Linked DNA regions of Homo sapiens: region 2 is linked to region 1. Evidence: read pairs that join two places in POLR2A ChIA-PET (ENCODE). Cell type or tissue: OCI-LY7. All regions are shown on one strand. Links, peaks and the distances in the headings refer to the core of each region. The heading gives the core; the rest is flanking DNA. Region 1 overlaps LINC01206 (long intergenic non-protein coding RNA 1206). Region 2 overlaps ATP11B-DT (ATP11B divergent transcript).

Region 1 (2,925 bases), core at 259-2,758:
TATGAGGGGACTGAAGGTCAACTTCATGATAAAGCACTGAATAGTTATTATTTACATTTTACGGATCAAGAAATCAAGGTATAGAGAGATTAGGCAACTCAATCAAGTTAATGTAGCCAATGATAATATAAACAGGATTTATGCTCAGCTCTGCCTCCTCCAAAGCCTTACTCATGCCACTAAAACCATCTCACACTGTGATAAGTGCATGTTCAGCAGTACTTGATCTAAACACCAGGATGTAAGGAGCTATAGGATAAGCCCATAGTGTCTTCCTGGGGCATCAAATTTATTCAAATATTGTTGGATATCAAAAGGAACAGGAGTAGGGTGGTATATGATTAATTGCATTCATCAGTATTTCAAAACACACTTTTCACATTAAATTCCATGGTTATATTAGAGATCAGGATGCAATATTTCTATTTTAAAAGTTTGAATAGGTAATGAATTTATACGATTCAAAATTCAAGCACTAGGCCGGGCGCGGTGGCTCACGCCTGTAATCCCAGCACTTTGGGAGGCCGAGACGGGCGGATCACGAGGTCAGGAGATCGAGACCATCCTGGCTAACACGGTGAAACCCCGTCTCTACTAAAAATACAAAAATTAGCCGGGCATGGTGGCGTGTGCCTGTAGTCCCAGCTACACGGGAGGCTGAGGCAGGAGAATGGCGTGAACCCGGGAGGCGGAGCTTGCAGTGAGTCGAGATCGCGCCACTGCACTCCAGCCTGGGCGACAGAGCGAAACTCCGTCTCAAAAAAAAAAAAAAAAAAAAAAAATTCAAGCACTACTAAATGGTATGAAGTGGAAAGTTTCTCTCTCACTTATCCCCCAATTTTCCTCCACACAGGCAAATAATGTACAGGTTAAGCATCCCCATAATTGAATATCCAGAATTCAAATTGCCCCAAAATCTGAAATGTTTTGAGCCCTGACAGGACCCTCAAAGGAAATGCTCATTGGACTATTTTGGATTTCAGATTTTCAAATTAGGGATACGCCACTGGTAAACATAATGCAAATATCCCAAAATCCAAAAAAATCTAAATCCAAAACACTTCTGGTCTCAAGCATTTCAAATAACAGATAATCTATATCACCTATTTATGCATATGCATAAACATAAGATGATAAGTATGTATATAGCCTGTTTTCCCTTTCTAAACACAAGGAGTAAGTAGCCCACTAGACATGTTTTTCTGCACTTTGCCTTTTTTAAAAAAAGCAAAAAATCTTGGAGTTCATGTCTACACAAAAAGTACTTCTTTGTTCTTGTTTACAGTTGCATTAAATTGACGCAAACTTATTTATTTAGCCAGTCCTATTGGTGGGCTCTCAGGACGTTCTGAAAACTTTGCTATTACAAACAATGCTTACATGAATAAACTTTTCATGGATTATTTCACACATTTGAGAATATATATGTGGGACATTTTGCTACCTGTGGAACTGCTAGGTGAAAAGGCATATGCATTTTTAATTTGGATAGATATTAACAAATGTCTTTCTGTAAAAGTTGCGCCAATTGGCAGAGAGCCATTTCTTAGTATTATCAAACTCTTACATTGCCAATCTGATAGGTGAAAAATGGAATCTTGCTGTAGTTGCAATTCACATTTTTTCTTTTATGAGTGGGGCTGAGTGGCTTTTCATGTGCTTAAAAGCCATTTCTACTTCTTTTTCTGCAAACTGTTTATTTCTATTTTTTGCTCTCCTTTAATACGGTGGTGGGCTTATTTAATTGTCTTATAGAGTTCTTTATGGAGAACAGATCTAGCCCTTTGTCTGAGACATGAGTTGCCGAGTTTCTACAGGCCCTAGAATCTACCTTGTCTTGTCAGTTTCCACTAAGAACCTCAGCCTCAAAATGGTAGCACCAGCGCCTGGGACCTGACCATTTTAATGTTGATCCATATACACCTACTCTAACTATCATGAAACCTACTCAGCTGCCTGGTCAAGCTTCCTTCCATAGCTTGTGTTTATTCCCCAGGGGCTGCTCTTCTGTAAGGGACACCTACAGCACCCTGATCTAGCTACTCCCTCTCTAGCCTTTCCTGATAATGTGAGAAAAGGCCAAGAGCAGGCACATATTCTCCACACCAAACCTCAACCCAGGATGCATAAACACCACTATTTCTCATCTGCTCCCAGTATCATGTACAGTGGCTAACATATATTGGACATTTACTATGTGCCAAGTTCTGGTGAAAGCGCTTTACATATATTAACTCATTTCATCCTTAAAAAAATCCATGAAGGTCTTACTATTATCTTCAGCCCATTTACAGAAGATAACACAAATGACAGAAATGTTAAGTTCAGTGGGCCCTCTGTATCCATGGGTACCACAATTAAGGATTCAACCAACCATGGATCGAAAATATTTGAAAAAATATAAATAAATAATAATACAATCTTCAAAAACAATACAAATAATAAACAATATGGTATAATAACTATATTTTACATTATATTGGGTACTATGAGTAATCTATAGATGATTTAAAGTATATGGAGGATGTGCATAGGTTATATGCAAACACTACATCATTTTATGTAAGGAGCTTGAGTATCTGTGGATTTTGGTATCTGCTGGGGGTCCTGAAACCAATCCTCTGAGGAGATCAAGGAATGTCTTGTTGTGCATCAAGAGTCATAAAGCTAGTTATGAAGCCAGGATTCAAAACTGGGCAGTCTGGACTATATACCAATTTAATCCTACCCTGACATTGCTATAAACTTCGGCAGCTATCCTAGCCAACACTCAAATTACATAAATCGCACACACACACACACACACACACACACACACACACACCATTACGGATCAATTTTACTAATGTTATGACGTTAAGAAAAACATTATCCTAGTACCAAAATGATATGAGGCCTTGTTGGGTTTATATAAACCATGATATT
Region 2 (2,925 bases), core at 249-2,748, 790 kb before region 1:
GTTAGCCACCGTGCCCGGCCATTTTAAGCATTTTTTTAAGAGCAGTACTATACACCTCATGTTCTTACAAGGAGCATAAGATAGGAGAGCGTTTTTATACTGCAGGGGTCAAGGGAAAGCTCTCCCCTTGGCCCTCTGAAGATTTGAAGAAAAATCAACTTGAAAAAGGCAGATTAGAGAAAAGGCATATAAACTTAATGTGCACACAGTGTGCACATGGGGAGAATCATAGAGTGATTGCCAACCCCCTAAGTGGTTGACAAGCTAATATACCATCCTGGCAAAACAGGTTATGGGAGTGGGGAGAAGAGGAATTCTGTTGAGGAAGTTACTAGGGAAGATGAATGGATCAGGGAACAGAGATTAATTAACTTGTATGTTATTTTGTCAAAGGGTCTATTAGGTGTGATTACATTCTTGGTCTTACAGGAAGGGAAGGAAAAACAATTATTCCTTTTGATGGGTCTAGATCTTGGGCAGATAAAGGAACTTCAACTTCATCTTGTGCTTTGGGAGAGATGGTGGAGCAAAGAGGGGAGGCCAGAGAGATTTTGCGGCTTCTTCAGTTCAGCATGTCAAAACACTATACTTGGGATGTTGATTTCTGAGCCCCAACAATACTGTAAGTATAACCACCTGGTGGTGAAATCAGTTTAGTGTGTCATGATCTGTATTTTAAAAAATAGAATAGAAAACAGCAGAATACATGACACAGAGTAAGTACTTACACGTATTGTTTTGTGAATTTTTCATACACATGTACATCAGGTCACAATATAAAAGCAATTTCCTCCTATTGGTTATGGTTAGAAAGGTTTGAAAAACATTGAGATGGCTAAATACAGAACTTAAGGACTTAAGAAGGCAGGCACCAGCTATAAAGGAAAGGGAAAAAAATGCTTGGAGCCAGTGGTAATTCATTCAATCCACACTTATTTCTTACATGTGTTGAGCATCAAATGTATGCATAACAACTGCCTAAAACTAGGAGGAGACGCAAAGGCAACTTTTAAGGTGAGCCTCTTTTCCCTGGGTAGTTTAAAATCTAGTTAGAAAAAGAAGTTGCAGAGGGGAATCAGTTAAATAACAATCCAAGTCAGTATGGGATTAAGTCCTGAAGAACTATACTGACAGTAGACACTCATTTCAGAAAATTGATGTGAGCAATAGCAGTTGGGGAAGGCTTCAGAAGAAAGGAGCTGAATTTAAGCTGAACTTGAAGTGGGAGGATGAAGGTAGGAGGGAAAGACTTTCCAACAGGAAGAAATGCAGGAGCAAATACAGAGTCAAGAAAGCTCAAGATGTTTGAGGTACAACTAACTTGGTGTAATAAGAGGTGAGATTGGGTAAGTAAGGGGAGGCATAGTGTGGGGTGAGTTTCTGTCTAGTCATAAGAGTTTACAGGAAATGGGCAATCTCTGGAATTTTCTGATCAGGTTAATGGCAGGATGAAATCAGAGTACTAGTCCATTGACACTATATGTGATAGGTTGGAGAGAGAAGAAAGGTCAGATAGGAAGTTATTGCAAGAGTGAAACATTAAGTTGAAAAGTGCTGGACTGGCAAAGAACCAGAAGTAACAAACTGTTACAGGAAGCTGTGCTGTGATGCAGGGAAACTGGAAAGTTAAGCTGTACCAAGTGAAGTAACAGAAACTCCGAGAGAGTAAGTTTACCAGCATCTCATAACAACCACTGAATAAATGGTAAATATGGTTCTTATTGTTGAGTAAACTTGTTAATGTAATTCTGTGCTAGTTATACTGTGAGACATGATCATTCCCAAGAGAAAAACATCTCCTAGTTCAGTACAGTATTCTCAGCTATAACACAGACAAAACAAAGAGGGCTGTTTTTCTTGATGAGAACATCTTGGACCATCAATAGGAAGCACAGACTATGATCTTGTTAAGGTCGACATTTGTGGCTCATTCATTCTGGTACCCACAGCGTCTAAGGAGTACTCAGTAAATGTAAAATGAACTAAGAAAGCCAACGACCGAGTATATGGAGAAAAACATCAAAGTGATATAGAGCCAAGCACACTGAATAACTTTAGTAGATCCCAAACTATGCAGTGAGACCGGTGGTCACCATCATTTAGATCCAGGGCACTTCCTGTTGTGTGCCTTTCAGAACTCTTCAAGGGTCAGTCTGCTTGAAGGACACAGCCTCGCCAATCTGTTGCCCTAAATATTTCTATAGTGATGGAGCTATCAGATGGGCATCAGAATCTGCTCTATCTCATTTTTTAAAAGGACAACTTTTGGCTGGGTGCAGTGGCTCACGCCTGTAATCCCAGCACTTTGGGAGGCTGAGGCAGGTGGATCACGAGGTCAGGAGATCGAGACCATCCTGGCTAACATGGTGAAACCCCGTCTTTACTAAAAATATAAAAAAAATTAGCCGGGCCTGGTGGCAGGCACCTGTAGTCCCAGCTACTCAGGAGGCTGAGGCAGGAGAATGGTGTGAACCCGGGAGGCAGAGCTTGCAGTGAGCCAAGATCACACAGCTGCATTCTAGACTGGGTGACAAAGTGAGACTCCGTCTCAAAAAAAAAAAAAAAAAGGACAACTTTTCACTTCCTCAAAATCATCAATCTAGTACTAGGTTACAAATTATTCCATTTAAAAAGCATTTTCCTTCTGATTATCATTTCAGGATTTCCAGACCAGACTTTAGGCAAAGAAAGAACAGACTTCAAGCAAACTTTTCTCTACTGAATAGGATTATATATTTTATCACCTTGTGAAGAATTTCATCAGAAACAACATCTCATTGCATATTTGCATCTTTTCTTGAAAATTCCTCAAATATATCTATTGTGGGCAATTACATGAATTCATCTTTATTTTTTGGCTACTTATGCTTACACAGAACTGATACTCAAAGCCAATGTGAGAATTAGAACTCACAAAAATGATCA

The links. ChIA-PET counts read pairs that join two places held together with the same protein. Peaks named below come from ENCODE experiments on the same cell type or tissue, not always from the same donor. Only the 100,000 strongest peaks of a DNase experiment are listed, where the experiment ranks them.
Region 2: POLR2A ChIA-PET joins it to region 1 with 8 read pairs; 1 of 35 experiments calls an interaction of 5 or more read pairs at or near these places.

The regions. Positions count from the first base shown.
Region 1 is chr3:181,995,742-181,998,666 of GRCh38, reverse strand. All of the region lies in intron 5 of LINC01206 (long intergenic non-protein coding RNA 1206), which reads right to left. Among named protein-coding and RNA genes, the nearest start is that of LINC01206, 45 kb to the right of the region's middle. In OCI-LY7, for the core only: no CTCF peak of the experiment used is centred there; no DNase peak of the experiment used is centred there.
Region 2 is chr3:182,788,162-182,791,086 of GRCh38, reverse strand. It overlaps ATP11B-DT (ATP11B divergent transcript), which reads left to right. Exons shown (of 3, transcript NR_187316.1): 2 at 2,661-2,925. Among named protein-coding and RNA genes, the nearest start is that of ATP11B-DT, 3.7 kb to the left of the region's middle. In OCI-LY7, for the core only: a CTCF peak has its summit at 644 (motif pointing left); DNase peaks (open chromatin) are centred at 636, 1,586 and 2,526; H3K4me3 peaks cover 739 bases; H3K27ac peaks cover 1,319 bases.